Linked DNA regions of Homo sapiens: region 1 is linked to region 2. A link is a loop called in an ENCODE intact Hi-C map of the cell type or tissue named here. Cell type or tissue: endothelial cell of umbilical vein. All regions are shown on one strand.

What was found. Hi-C counts contacts between places; a loop is a spot of excess contacts. Peaks named below come from ENCODE experiments on the same cell type or tissue, not always from the same donor. Only the 100,000 strongest peaks of a DNase experiment are listed, where the experiment ranks them.
Region 1: a loop joins it to region 2, with 11 times the contacts of the local background. A loop is called at or near these places in 10 of 110 quality-filtered maps.

Annotation. Positions count from the first base shown.
Region 1 is chr2:227,880,671-227,888,670 of GRCh38, forward strand. DAW1 (dynein assembly factor with WD repeats 1) reads left to right here. Exons shown (of 13, transcript NM_178821.3): 2 at 4,681-4,753. Among named protein-coding and RNA genes, the nearest start is that of DAW1, 13 kb to the left of the region's middle. In endothelial cell of umbilical vein, a CTCF peak has its summit at 3,937 (motif pointing left); a DNase peak (open chromatin) is centred at 3,921.
Region 2 is chr2:227,401,936-227,409,935 of GRCh38, forward strand. No RefSeq gene overlaps it. Among named protein-coding and RNA genes, the nearest start is that of SCYGR1, 18 kb to the left of the region's middle. In endothelial cell of umbilical vein, a CTCF peak has its summit at 4,342 (motif pointing right); a DNase peak (open chromatin) is centred at 4,416; H3K27ac peaks cover 848 bases.

The DNA of each region.
Region 1 (8,000 bases), 480 kb after region 2:
AGATTACCTGTTTAGGTTTCAGCACATCCGCGCAGCAAGACAGGGTTGAGAAAAATTCCCTCTGAGAGATCATAGCTGTGCAGCTGAGTGGGTAGTGATGTCCAACACTGAGCAGGAAACTCCAGAGGAGAAGCAGTGTTGAAGGAGAAGATCCTGAACTCTTTGAGGTGATAGGGAGACATCTATGTATCTGGAACTCAGAGGAGATATAGACTGGAGATTTGCAATTAATACTTAGCATGTTGATGGTAATTAAAGACATGGTACCGATGAATTTAATGTAAGGTGAGACGAGAAGAATCTGTAGACCTGAAGTTTAAAGATGCTTAGTGTTTAAAGGTCAGGCAAAAGAGGACAAAGGAGAATAAAAAATAACAAAGTGATTGGAAAAAGAGAAAGAAGAGATTTTATAAAAAGCCCAAAGAGGGTATATTTGAGGAAGGAGGACATATTGTTTATAGTATTGATTATTTCTGAAAGGCCACGTGCTGTAAGGACAGAGAATGTCCAATGCATTAAGCAATTTGAGGACAGTCTTCCCATCATCTACCAATTAGTTCATGTATTCAGCAAGCACTGCTAGAGCATTTTGAAAGATCATGAAGATACTAGGTAACGGCAGGCACTGCTGATAGAGAAATGGAATTCAGAGAGGGATCTGAATGTGTTGCTCGTACTTGAACCTGAACACAAATCACAGGCCTGCTGTGCTTAAATCATGACTTGCCCTGAGAAGGGTCTTTTTGGGAATATAGGGAAGCATATAGCATGGATATGTTTCCTTCTTCAAAGATGTTACAATCTCACTGGAAAGAGAAGGCATAAATGCAATTTAAGTAATACAAGGTGACCATGTAGCATATGCCACAAGGTATCATTTGATTAATAGCTAGAAAATAAGCACTGTTCATTGAGACTTTATGCCAGGTTCTTCATATACATCTTATTTAATCTCAACCAGCAAACTTATAGGTTCATAGATGAGAAAATTGACATTTGCCAGATCGTGACATAAATAAGGGGTTGAGGATCTATCTGATGCCAAGTATACACTTTTTAACTCTGCCACATTCTTTTTTTTTTTTTTTTTTTTTTTTTTTGAGATAGAGTTTCACTCTGTCGCCCAGGCTGGAGTGCAGTGGTGCAATCTTGTCTCACTGGAACCTCCACCTCCTGGGTTCAAGCGATTCTCCTTCCTCAGCCTCCCAAGTAGCTTGGATTACAGGTGCCTGCCGTCATGCCAGCTAATTTCTGTATTTTTATTAGAGACGGTGTTTCAGCATGTTGGCCAGGCTGATCTCAAACTCCTGACCTCAAGTGATCCACCTGCCTTGGCCTCCCAAAGTGGTGGGATTACAGGCGTGAGCCACTGCACTTGGCCTCTGCCACATTCTTTCTCAATGGCTCAGTGCTTTTGAAAAGTAAATAGAGTGTTTTGGCAACATTTCCTATTTTCCCTTGATCTGAAATACTGCTAGAATTATATCTGTTATATCAAACTATGGTCTATAGCAGTGATTCTCAAACTGTAGAGGACTCCTGGGAACCCTTGAACACTTTCAGCAGGGTCTCAAGGTCAAACTTATTTTTCATAATAACAATAAGATGTTACTTCCTTTTCTACACTGTGCTGACATTGTCACTAATGGTGCAGAAGCAGTGGAAGGTGAAACTGCTGGTGCCTTACTACAAATCGAGGCAGTGACACCAAACTCTAATAGTGGTCACTGTATTTATTCTTCACTGACACACACTCACAATAGGAAAACATCAAAAAAATCCCAACAGAACAACCTAGTTTTGCTTGAGGATTTCCTTGATGAAGCAGTAAAAATTATTAATGTAGCAAAATATTAACATAGGAGTGCATGTATTTTGAGTATTCCAGGTGATGAAATAGGAAGTACTAAGAAAGCACTTCTGCTCTACAGTGAAGTCTGATAGTTGTTGATATGGTTAGGCTTTGTGTCCTCACCCAAATCTCATGTTGAATTATAATTCCCATAATCCCCACAATCCCCACATGTCTAGGGAGAGACCAGGTGGAGGTAATTGGATCAGGGGGAGGTTCCCCCATGCTGTTCTCATGATAGTGAGTGAGTTCTCACAAGATCTGATGGTTTTATAATTGTTTGGTAGTTCCTCCTGCATTCATTCTCTTCCTGCCACCTTGTGAAGAAGGTGCCTTGCTTCCTCCTTTCCTTCCACCATGATTGTAAGTTTCCTGAGGCCTCCCCAGCCATGAGGAACTGTGAGTCAATTAAACCTCTTTCTTTTATAAATTACCCAGTCTTGGGCAGTTCTTTATAGCAATATAAAAACAAACTAATACAGTTGTCTTAAGGAAAATATAGGTGGTTGCTTGAATTACGAGATGAACCAACTTTTTTTCATGGAAAAGCATTTTTACTTGAAAGAGTGACTGAGAAACAACATGGTTTTCAGACTCAGACATTTTGGCAGACATTTTCTTGAAAATGAAGAATGTGAGCCCACAACTTTCAAGCAAAAATACCAGCATTTCTTGCTAGTGATGTATTTTAGCTTTCAAGCAAAAAGTATAAGTTCAGAAAACTTTTGTTTACCACCATAATCTTGACAGCTTACCAACAGTAAGAGTTTTCTTATGATAAAAATTGGTAGTGAAAATGGTAAATGTTACTTTCTGATATTGTGTGATGAAATATGTCAACAGTTACAATATATGCATAACTTAGTAGATCAGTATTTTTCAAATGTCCAGTGCATGATTATGCATGGACCATGCATGAATAAAAGATCCATCAAAAGTGTGAAATAGACCAATGAGGTTTAATGCAAGTATATGGAAAATTCACTAATATGGTTTCAGATTCTATATTGCAACTAATTTTAAGAAGTTACCATTTGTTGAGTTTTAATATCAAAAAATGTTCACAATGATATAAAAAGGCAATTATAATACTCCTTCATTTTTCAACTATGTATCAGTGTCTGACTACATTCTTTTCTTATACTTTGTCTAAAACATTTAGCAGAAGCTTGAATGCAGAAGCAGAGATGAGAATCCATTGTCTTAAGCCAGATATTAGAGATTTGTTAAAGTATAAAACAGTGCTACTCTTCTTACTCTTTTTAGGGGCAAGAAAATATAGTTATTTTTACAAAAACTTTATAAAAATAACATGCTATGAATTACTGTTGTTTTAAAACAACTTAATAAATATTTAAAAAATTTCTCAATTTTAGTTTTTAATATGGAAAAAAACCAAAAACTCTTTGGTGTCCTAAATAATTTTTAAGAGTGTAAGGTGATCCTGAAGCCAAATTTTTGAGATGTACTAGTTTATATCCACAGGCAGAGGCAGTAGAGTAAGGTGGTTAGGAGGCTCTGTCCAGTTTTTATTAGCGCTGGGCTGTTCGGATGGAATATATTCTATGGATCCATCTTCAAGTTCACAGATTCTATTCTCTGTCATCTCTACTTTTGAACTCGCTTAGCAAGTTTTTTATTTTCATTATCATATTTTTCAATTCTATAATCCTCATTTGGTTTAATAAATATTTTCTGGGATTTTCCATTTTTTCATTTGTTTCAAGTGAAATTGTAAATGATTATTGAAGGATTTTTATAATATCTTCTTTAAAGTCCTTGTCAGATGATTCCAACCTCTGATTCATCTTGGTATTGGTGTTTGTTGATTGTCCTTGGTATAATAGGTGATTTTTAAAAAATTGTATCCTAGACGTTTTGATTATTACGGGGATCCTTGATCCTATCTAAACCTTCTAATTTGGCGAAATCTGCTTAGATTTGTCATATGTGCTCTTGGGCTACTTTTGCGGGCGTTGGTTACAATGGTGTCTGTAGTTTCCTAGGCTCTTGCAATGTTACTGTCCTTTGTTTTTTCGGGTACTGCTAAGGCTCCTGCTCAGTCACTGCTGGCGCCACCTGCAGGGCGCAGAAGGTACTTCCCTAGTAGGCCTGCTGTCACTGAGTGGCCTTCCTGGTCACTTCCCGGCCTGATTATGCTGCTGGCTGGAAGGCAGGGAAACGCAGGGCTTTGCTGAGGCTGCCTCAGTGCCTGGTTGTGGAATGAGGTCTGAGACATCCCTGGATGTCACCGTTGCCCCTTTTGCAAGTGGATAGGACTGTCCACCAATGGCCTGGCTGTGGAGTGGGGTCTGGGAGGTCCCAGGACTTTGTTGATGGGGCTGCAGCCAGATCCAACTGCCTGCTGGGGCCCAGAATGTGCACTGGGAACTGGAACAGCCCCAAGCTTCCACTGGGGGATCAGACTGCTTGCAGGGGCCCCATTTGTGGGTCAGGGAATAGGGCCCTCTTGTCCTAGTTTTGGGGTGTGGAATGCGGTGATAAAAAGAAAATCCGGGAATCTCACCATGTAGTCGTTCCTCAAGCCCTGAAACCTATAGCCAGTCTACCTTCTTCCATCCAACTTTCTATTATTTTTTCATTGTCTATTGGACAATTTCAAGGGTATTTAGTTATATTTAGAGGGAAGGACCAGGGAAAAGTTTGTCTACATGATCTTGTTTTGGAACTAGATATCACTGCTTATTTTTTGTTAAAAAATTAAAAATTTTAAAAATAAAAATGGAAAAAACTGTGGCAAGGTAGGTTAACTTTTGACATAGGTGGTTATCGTAAGTGTTTTATAACATGTTTGTTTATTTCTATAGGAATTATGTTGGAATATGAAAAACATGGAGAATTAAAGACTAAGTCCATAGATTTGCTTGATCTTGGTCCCAGGTAAGTAAGCTGTAGGATTCAACAAATAAATGTTCACTGGGAAGCCTTGACACAGAGTGATGTGTGGATGAGCTGCATAAACTGCAGATAATACATTATGTTTTAAAAATTGTTCTTCTGTGGTGTGTTAGTTTCTGTTTGTTTCAGGGAGTTGTATCTGAGGGTCTTGCTGAATGAAGAGGAAGTGGGAAAAGGGTTATCACTCTTTTCTTTTTTTTCTAAGGTCTTAAAAAAATAAACCTTTTAGTTTATGATTTTAGAAAGGCCGTGAAGGTAGAGTTTCCACACCCCGATTCCCCTGATGTTAACATCTCAGATTAGCGGTGTACATTTATTAGGATTAATGAACCAGTATGATACATAATTATTAGCTAAGGCCCACTTTATTCAGTTTTTCTTAGTTTTTCCCTAATTCCTTTCTTCTGTTCCAGGATTCCATCCAGAATCCTACATGACATTTAGCCATCATGTGTCCTTAAGCTTCCTTAAGCTGCGACCGTTTCTCAGACTTCCCTTATTTTTGCTGACCTTAATTTCTTTCTTTTTCTTTCCTTTTTTTTTTTTTTTTGAGACAGAGTTTCACTCTTGTTGCCCAGTCTGGAGTGCAGTGGCTCGATCTCGGCTCATTGCATCCTCCGCCTCCTGAGTTCAAGCGATTCTCTGTGCCCAACCAGTGACCTTTACATTTTTGAGAAGTACTTGTTACTGAGTTTTAAGAATATTACTGAGCCTGTTATTTTCTTATTAAATACTTCATAGGGCTGACTGCATATGTTCCTCCTCATTAATTGTCATGGGGCAGAAAAGGGAGACCTAATCTCTATTACTGAAGCTTGGTATTAGCCCAGAGGAAACCTCTTGTGATGTAATAACACCCAGAGTTCATTCTCTTTAGTAAATCTAATGCAAATAGCTGGGCGTGGTTGCTCACACTTGTAATTTCAGCACTTTAGGAGGCCGAGGCAGCAGGGTCACTTGAGGTCAGGAGTTCGAGAGCAGCCTGGCCAATATGAGGAAACTCCGTCTCTACTAAAAATACAAAAATTAGCCAGGCATGGTGGTGCATGCCTGTAGTCCCAGCTATTCAGGAGGCTAAGGGAGGAGAATTGCTTGAACCCAGGAGGCAGAGGTTGCAGTGAGCTGAGATCGCGGTGCTGTACTCCAACATGGGTGACAAAGTGAGACTCTGTCTTTAAAAAAAAAGAAAAGAAATCTCATACAAAACTCCACTTCAAGGCCAAGGCCAAGTGTGGTGGCTCACACCTGTAATCCCAGCATCTTGGGAGATCGAGGCAGGAGGATCACTTCAGGCTAGGAGTTTGAGACCAGCCCGGGCAACACAAAATAGCAAGACTCTGTCTTTGTAAACAAACAAACAAACAAACAAACATCCTACTTCAAGAGAGAGTCAGACTAGTGATTATCCTGTGAGAGCCTAAGTTCAGATAAGGTGAAAATAATCTCAATGGGTGAAAATCACAAAAGAAACAAAACAAAAATGTTGTGTTTTAGGTTTGTGGCCTGAGACCGTAAGCAAAAGGAGCTTTCTTATATGGGCTGCTCTCTAGTTTTATAATGAGTCCACTTGACACCGTAACTGATGAGAGAGGGGCTCTCTTAATCCTGGAGTTGCTGCCACTTGAGAGGTTTGATGTTTCTGGGAGCACGTGTCTAGGGTGGGGCTGGGGCATGGCTCAGAGGATGATGGTCTATGTAGGGTCCAAGTCTTATTTCGGGTGCTTGGCACAAAGAAGGTAGTCAATTGATATTTTTTTAAAATCAAAGAATGAACAGTGGCACAGATAGTTTCATTGAATACAACAATCTTTGTTATTTTCAGAAAAGATGAGGCCTAATATCAAACCCAACCTGTGATTTTTGTAAATGGAACATGTTATTGATTTGTTTGATGATGCTAGCATGCAGGAAGTTTCTTTGTGAGACATTTGTTTATTTAGTCAGCAATTATGTATATGTACCTTCAACACATATGTAAGAATCTAATCTGGGTTAGATTCTATAAGAGGCTATAAAGATATTACTCATAATCCCTACACTTGATAGGCTTTTTGTCTAGTTTGAGAAACAACTTGTACAACATAGAACATCACACAAGTGGTACAGATAAGCTTCTATATGAGAGAATAACCTCCAGCTAGACATTCTGCAAAACCACAGATTTTTATATCTAAGAAGTATGAATTATTAGGTGATTTCAAAAAGGACTTGTGGGCTGTGAATCCAGGCACTCAACACTTTGAAAGTCTTCATATTAACTATAGTCACTCAATCGTGCTGTGCTTTCCTGAGGAGATATAAGGCATAGCCACTCATAAACATGACCTTTTGGTGATATGAGAAAGTAAATAAATGTCTCAAAAAAGTGTGAATTTTATTTCTAGTTTTGTGCAAGAATCTGGAAGTATTGTGCCTGTAAAAACACTGGCACCATAGATGACATGCTGGAATTATTGCATGAAAATCCTACAGGGTTGGAGCGTGTAGATTATCTGGTTAATTTGGATCTTGCGAGGAAATCTGTTTTTATATAAGTTGTTGAAAACGTTTCAAAGGGGCATTTTTACCCTTTTAATTGTTATGAAATTAATTATCTTTTTGACAATGAAATATCTCAGGGTTTATCCAAGTTATTATTATGGATGGTTCCTGGTTCATTTTTGTTCAAAATATTCACTCCTAATCTAATAGATTATGTTTCTTGAGAGCTGGGACCATATCTTTTACACACCCAGTGCTAAAGCAATAGTACCAACTCAATAAATGTCAATTGAATGAGCAGGTTCCTAGCTCGGTGCCTTGCACAAAACTGGAGCTTAATGTTTGTTGATGAGGTGAAGAGGGGGATACTTATCAGGGGCCACATTCATGGGAATTGGATACTGAGACAGAAGTGGGTGAGTCAAAGGTTTATTGGGCAGTGACACTTGTGACAGTCCAGGGCATGAAGCAGAAGCAGGATCAGGCGGGAGGAGCCATCTGACCTCGATGAAGAAGGCGGGACAACAGAATCTCTGCCAATCTGGAAGAGCTCAGGAGCAAAACTTGCCAGCTAGAGGAGTGCCTCACAGGGAGAAACGGCCAGGCTCTTGCTCTGCCCCTGCTCAGCTGTGGACGGAGAGCCACCAGAGAAGAGGCAGCCCTGGCCTGGAATGCCAAGGTACAGCCTGAAAGAGCTGCAGCTAGAAGCTGTCAGGCAACAAAGCTCCAACCCTGACTCTGGGCTTGA
Region 2 (8,000 bases):
TGCCTAGATAGAGCTAATTCATCAAGACAGGTGAATTGCAATAGATAAACAGTAATTCACGCAAAGCCGGCTGAGCAGGAGATTAGAGTTTTATTATTACTCAAATCAGTCTCCCCTAGCATTCGGGAAGCAGAATTTTTAAGGATAACTTGGTGGGTGGGAGGAAGCCAGTGAGCCAGGAGTACTGATTGGTCAGGAATGAAATCATAGAGAGTCGAAGCTGTCTTCTTGCGCTGAGTCAGTTCCTAGGTGGGGGGTCCAGATCAGATGAGCCAGTTTATTGATCTGGATGGTGCCAGCTGATCCATCAAGTACAGGTCTGCAAAATATTTCAAGAACTGATCCTAGGAGCAGTTTAGCCTCCAGCTTCATGACTCCTAAACCATAATTTCTAATCTTGTGGCTAATGTTAGTCCCACAAGGCAGTCTAGTCCCTGGACAAGGAGGAGGTCTGTTTTGGGAAAGAGCTGTTACCATCTTTGTTGAAGCTATAAACTAAATTTCTCCCAAAGTTAGTTCAGCCTATGCCCAGGAATGAACAAGGACAGCTTGGAGGTTAGAAGCAAGATGGAGTTGGTTAACTTAGATCTCCTTCACTGTCTCAGTCTTAATTTTGCAAAGGTGGTTTCAGAAAGAAGTGATGGATTTGACATATATTTAGAAAGGACTTAACAATTGATTGGATAAGGAAAGTGAGGGAGGGGAACAATAAAAAATTGCTCCAGGTTCTGGTCTGAGTGACCAGGTGGTTAGAGGAGCAGCTTGGTTGCTGGGTTGTTTGGGTTGAAGCAAGGTTGTAGCTTAAGGTTCAATCAGGTCAGCCGGGCACGGTGGCTCACGTCTGTAATCCCAGCACTTTGGGAGGCTGAGGCAGGCGAATCACTTGAGGTCAAGAGTTCGAGACCAGGCTGGCCAAAGTGGTGAAACCCCGTCTCTACTAAAATTACAAAAATTAGCCGGGCGTGGTGGCAGGCACCTGTAATCCCAGCTACTTGGGAGGCTGAGGCAGGAGAATCGCTTGAACCTGGAAGGCAGAGGTTGCAGTGAGCTGAGACCGTGCCACTGTACTCCAGCCTGGGTGACAAGAGCAAAACTCCATCTCAAAATAAATAAAGAAATAAATATATATTTTTAAAAGGTTCAGTCAGGTTGAATTGGAAGTGCCTGTGAGTCATCTACAGAATTGGAAGTACCTGTGAGTCATCTACATGGAGATGTCAAATAGGCTGTTGGAAGGTTGGCCCTGGGACCCAGAAAACGAACAAGGAGGAGGAGCCTCTTCTGGAGTCACAAGAGGTGAGCCAGAGTAGTGGGAGGAAACCCAGGAAGGGGGTGGAGGGCAGGTCAGTTTGGACTGGATTTAGTTTTGGTGTTGTGACAGGATCCAGACTAGAGTGGAAGCAAGTGACGGCCGGTTATGTTTAGACTTCTCTATCCACCCAAGAAGAACCCATTCTCATGCCCCAGACAAAGGGAAGTGTCTTCGGAATCACTCGGAAACGCCAATCACACTGATCCAATTGGGTGCTTCACAATGTAGGAACTAGCCTGGAGAGACAACTCAGTGAGATTTTATGGGTTTTTTGTTTGTTTGTTTGTTTTTTTGATAAGGAGTCTCGCTCTGTCGCCCAGGCTGGTGTGCAGTGGCGCAATCTCGGCTCACTGCAAGCTCCGCCTCCCGGGTTCACGCCATTCTCCTGCCTCAGCCTCCCGAGCAGCTGGGACTACAGGCGCCCGCCACCACGCCCGGCTAATTTTTTGTATTTTTAGTAGAGATGGGGTTTCACCGTGTTAGCCAGGATGGTCTTGATCTCCTGACCTGGTGATCTGCCCGCCTCGGCCTCCCAAAGTGCTGGAATTACAGGCGTGAGTCACCGCACCTGGCCTAGATTTTATGTTTTTAATCTAATCTCTTTTACAATCCAAAACCAAGAAACCAAGAGGGCCCTGACCTTTACCCTTAGCCTCAATTTAATGGGAAATCAGAAAAAAAATGTATGAAAATAATTTAGGTCAGAGCAAATCATATTCCTCCTATGCTACAGTTAGACAAAGATGAACACTGCTGCGATCAAAGAAAGACCTTAGAGGCAAGGGTCAGATTTATTTCCTGCTGCTGGACCGAGTCTTCTTTGGTGTGTGATATTGGAATAAGAGAAGAAAAAAGAGGGCCGGAGCCGGGCGCAGTGGCTCATGCCTATAATCCTAGCACTTTGGGAGGCCAAGGCGGGCGGATCACGAGGTCAGGAGATCAAGACCATCCTGGCTAACACAGTGAAACCCCGTCTCTACTAAAAATACAAAAAATTAGCCGGGCGTGGTGGTGGGAGCCTGTAGTCCCAGCTACTCGGGCGGGTGAGGCAGGAGAACGGTGTGAACCAGGGAGGCGGAGCCTGCAGTGAGCCGAGATTGCGCCACCACACTCCAGCCTGGGCGGCAGAGCCAGACTCCGTCTCAGAAAAAAAAAAAAAAAAAAAAAGAGGACCGGGCCCAATGGCTCACGCCTGTAATCCCAACAGTTTGGGAGGCTGAGGTGGGAATATCCCTTGAGTCCAGAAGTTTGAGACCAGCCTAGGAAGACCACTAGGCCCTGTCTACAAAAAAAAAAAAAAAACAAAAAAAAAAACTAGAAGAAAAAAAGGAAATAAAAAGAGAGGCTTCTTTTAGCAGAGATGACAGAGTCAGACATAAAAAGCATGAAGGGATGTCAGAAATGTGATGCTGCACCAAATGTCCCCCTTACTTGCTGATCACTAATGTGGTCTAGAGGTTTGCCAGTGGAGCTTTGCTCTTTTGAGGTAAGAGATTATGCCCCATTAAAAACAGGATGCACCTAGAAGAACAGAGGGTGGAGACGCACACAAAAGTCCTTAGGGAGAGCTCTACCACTAATGCACTGGGGACTCCCCTTAAGGGGAGATAGGGAAGTACAAGTCTCACTTACTTCTTGAGAAATGGCCAAAATGGGGTTTTAAAGGCATACTCTCAGCATTGGCACTCTTTAGGCAGGAAGATATTGGTCAGGGCTGCTTGGTAAGGATGTTCAGGTTGTGCACTCTACAGATGCACATTTATCACAGCCAGGGCCTCCTGCAGAGGCCCTGATAGCAGTTTTCGGAAGGTAAGGTCCACCTGTATGAGAGATAGAGGCATAAAATGTACGTAGATGAAGGGAGTCCCTTCCTACTGGGCAAAGTATGTCTTTATCTATACTACCTAACCCAGAACAATACATAACTAAGTGTTCAAAGGACGATTTTTATAGTGTCAATGTGAAAGTATCTTTTATTCTAGTCTCTTTGCTGTAAAAACCAGTATAAGGCTGGGCATGGTGGCTCATGCCTGAAATCCCAGCACTTTGGGAGGCCAAGGCGGGCGGATCATGAGGTCAGGAGATCAAGACCATCCTGGCCAACATGGTGAAACCCCGTCTCTACAAACAATACAAAAATTAGCCGAGTGTGGTGGCGCACGCCTGTAGTCCCAGCTACTAGGGAGGCTGAGGCAGGAGAATTGCTTGAACCCTGGAGGCAGAGGCTGCAGTGAGCCGAGATTGCGCCACTGGCCTCCAGCCTGGGTGACAGAGCAAGACTCCATTTCAAAACAAACAAACAAATAACAACAACAACAAAAAAAACAGCATAATAGAGGCTTGGGCCACCAGTCTCATCCAGGCCACACTTGGGTCAGTGACTGTGGGAGCTTCAGATTCAGGAGTTTGGTGGACTGTGCCAGAAACACGCCTTGCACCTGCTTACAGGGATGGAGGAGCGAGGACTGAGGGGGGCCAGAGATCCAAAGTTCTTGTATCTCCATAAGAAGGTGTAGGAGCAAGCCGAGCAGTCTGAAATTGTCATTAAGAACAGAAAACCTGCAGATGGGCATATTTACACACATGGCTTATGTGGGTGTGGGTGTGTGGATGGGCAACATCAAAGAGGATATGAATGGTGATTCAAAAGTCAATAGGTCAAATATGAAAATGCTAGGAGGACATCTTCATGTATCTACTGTATAGTCCAACTTTCGGTTTATGGAAAATGTCCAGCTCTTTTAGAAGGTAAACATTTTCTGACTGTGAGCTCTTGAATATGAATTTTATGGTACCTTATACATTTTTTAACTTTCAAAGCTCTGGGTTGGGTAGTTACCAGTACCATCTTCACAAATTCTGGATTCTTCTGGATGTTCTTGACTATTCTGGGAAAATTGGTGCGTTTGTTCTCCCTCCGCCTTGTACCGAGGTCTGCAGGCTTAAGGGATGTTAACAAGGCTTCAATTTGCTGTGTGCATTAGCAGGTGCTGGAAACTACGTTGCCAAATGTGTCGTAGACACAAGAGGGCGATGTGTGCTCAAATGTCAACCTCACCGAGGAAAAGGAATTCATCCTTCAGGAATTTTTGGCTGAATTCCCAGACCTAAAAAAGATTAACAAAGTGTGTTTGGGAGGGGCAAAATTCACTGTGAAACCTAATCAAAGAGGCAGGATGTGATGTCAGAGTGTGGAGACAGCCTGGCAGGAGCTTGGAGGGGATTCTTATCCTTGAGTTCAGAACTGGGCAGTACTCTAGGCTAATGATCGTTATAATCAAGACTTGTCCTCTGTCTGGATATTCAGAAAAGACAGACTTCAAGGCTGCAGAGAATCAGTGGCTGTCTTGGTCTCTGATTACAAAAACTTTATTCTGAGAAAGCCCCTCATTCATTGGAGGAAAACTGGCTGTGCACTTGTTACATGCCAGGCATGAGTCTTGTAGGGGCTAAGAATTCAGCCTTGAGTAAGACAGCCGAGGCCACTGCCCTCTGGAAGCATCAGTGACCCTTGGCACGTACTCCCATCTATTTGTTTCTTTTCTCTCTGAGCCAGTCCAAACCAGCAGTATCTACATCATCTTTTCTTGTTCTGAAAGAGAATGCAAGTCACACATTTATGGCTGTGGGCCACATTTTTTTAGAGATGCCATCTGGTTCCAGTTTTTCTGACTGTTTGTGGAGAGTGGTGATTCCAACAATCTTCTACCAAATGTAAGGGGGTGATAAAAGTGTTCAGTGTTTGCCACAGAGATATCTCTAGCTTGGCCTGATCTCAGTGCACTGCTTTTTGGGTTTACTCAACAAATTGAACAATGCTCAGCCCCTCTTCCATGGAACCTTCCCAATCTCTTTAACCAGGGTTACACTGCGACTCCTCTAAGTCTCTGTACATCATAGCACTTTTGTGGGAGACCACTGCTACTTCAAATCTCTGCCAATAGCACCATGTTTCCTTTCGTTGCTAGCTTTTTAGAATTCTAAAGCCTACTTGGCCATTAGATTTTTTTTATTTTTTTTTTTTTGAGACAGGGTCTCACTCTGTTGCCCAGGCTGGAGAGCGGTGGTGCAGTCACAGCTCACTGCAGCCTCAACCTCTTGGGCTCAAGTGATCCTTCCACCTCAGTCCCCCAAGTAGCTGGGACTACAGGTGCTCACAACCACACGCAACTAATCTTTGTATTTTTTGTAGAGACAGGATTTCGTTATGTTGCCCGGGCTGGTCTCAAATTCCTGAGCTCAAGAGATCCTCCCATTTTGGCCTCCCAAAGTGCTGGGATTACAGGCATGAGCCATTGTGCCCGGACTAGCTATTTTTTAAATTGGAGTTTGAGGAAGGAGGAACAGAAAGGCTGCATCTGCTTAGTAAATGACTCCCCGCTGCCAACACACATACCCAGCAGATGGCAACACCCATGAAAATCCTTTCATCCTGTTGTGAATGGTGGATTCCCAAACTCTACAGGACCCTGCACTAGTCAGCATCTGCTCTTCCCTCTTGAGTCAGGGCAGCCTGCAAAAGTCTGGTGTGTATCATAGGCATCTTGGGGCTCACCTTCTACAGAAGGTCAGAGGGCACAGCAAAAATAGCTTTCTTGCTGTGACCTAATACATAAACCCTGGCACACTTCCGCCTGTCAGATGGGAGCACGCCCCTGTCCTCGGGCTGTTTTTCGCTGTCGCAACAGGCTGTTCTGCCGTTAATCCTTTCCTGTAATTCCCGCCGCCTCGCTCGATCTTGCAATTCTCTTGCCCAGTGGCCTTTACAGGGGGTCATTACTGGGACACGGGGAACCAATGTGCGGTAACAAATGCAAGCTGACAGCAACACGTTCCTCGCCAAAAGTGGGACTCTTGGGTTTTGTGTGTGTCAACTCAGAAGAAACGAGAAAAAGACCCCACCATGTGTTGGATGAGGATGGAAATTGGATGCAGTGACTAAAAGTGCTTTGATTAGGTGAATCCGTTGACAGTAAGAAGGAAGAGATTCTCAATGTGCTTGGCATTTCACTTTGTCTCACTTTGGGTGAATAGTCCCAATTCTGTCAGACGTGCATCTCTTCGTCTGTCAGCTCCGTGTCTCTTGCCAGGATGCTTCTCTCTATCTATCAGGCAGAATTTTCAGATGTTGTCTTTCCTGTCAGGAAAAGTTTAATTCATCATTTTCCTCAGGCCTTGAAAAAATTTTTACAGGAAAAAAATGGTGGTGGTGGGTTGGGGGTGGGGGGTTATGACAAAAACATTTACAGATTTTTCTTCACATATAATTTTAAAATTGCCTATTTTTGCTAGGCACGGTGGTTGAAGCCTGTAATCCCAGCATTTTGGGAGACCGAGGCAGGTGGATGACCAGAGGTCAGGAGTTCAAGACCAGCCTGGCCAACATGGTGAAACCCCATCTGTACTAAAAATACAAAAATTAGCTGGTCATGGTGGTGGCACACTCCTATAATCCCAGCTACTAGGGAGGCTGAGGTAGAAGAATCTCTTTAACCCGGGAGGTGGAAGTTGCAGTGAGCCAAGATCACGCCATTGCACTCCAGCCTGGGCAACAGAGCGAGACTCCATCTCAAAGAAAAAAAAAATTACTTACTTTTGAGTAGGTAATACATACACACAGTACAAAAGTCAAAAGGTTCATACAAATGGAAAAAACTCCATACTCTCTTCGCCTCCATTCCCCAGGCACCCAGTTCCTCTCAACGGAGGCAACCCTGGGTACTAGTGGTTTACATCTTTCTAGAGACTGTCTCTGTATAAATTAGCAGAGATAGTCTTCATATGCCTTTTGAGAGCATCTTTTTAAAATTTCTAAATCTAGGTAAGTTCTGAAAAGGAATATATTAAATATACATTAAAATATACTCAATGTGGCTGGGCATGGTGGCTCACACCTATAATCTCAGCACGTTGGGAGGATGAGGCGGGAGGATGACTTGAGGTCAGGAGTTTGAGACAAGCCTGGCCAACATGACAAAACCCTGTCCCTATTAAAAATACAAAATTAGCCAGGCAATGAGCCGGACTTGGTGGCGCATGCCTGTAATCCCAGCTACTTGGGAGGCTGAGGCAGGAGAATTGCTTGAACCCTGGAGGTGGAGGTTGCAGTGAGCCAAGATCGTGCCATTGCACTCCAGCCTGGGTGACAGAGTGAGACTCTGTCTCAAAAAAAAAAAAAGTATATATATATATGTGTATATATATATATATATACACACACACATATATATACACACACACATATATTCAATGTATTGAATGGTCTGTCCAGTTGAAGCCCTGATTCTAGACTAGATAATTTGTTGGCTTCTTGTTAGATCACTCTTAACAGAAATGTGACTGGACTTAGAATCAGTCTGGAAGCATTGTGGATACTCTGGAGTCTGACGTTTCTTGTCCCTTAACATTCAGCTCGTCTTTCCTGAGTTATACCTCTTAGTCATTTCCCTTTGAAATTAAGAGAAGGGCCTCAAATCTTAAAAATGGAAGAATACGGCCGGGCACAGTGGCTCACACCTGTAATCCCAGCACTTTGGGAGGCTGAGGCAGGCAGATCACCTAAGGTCAGGAGTTCGAGACTAGTCTAGCCAACATGGTGAAACCCCGTCTCTACTAAAAATACAAATATTAGCCAGGCATGATGGCGCACACCTGTAATCCCAGCTAGTCGGGAGGCTGAGGCAGGAGA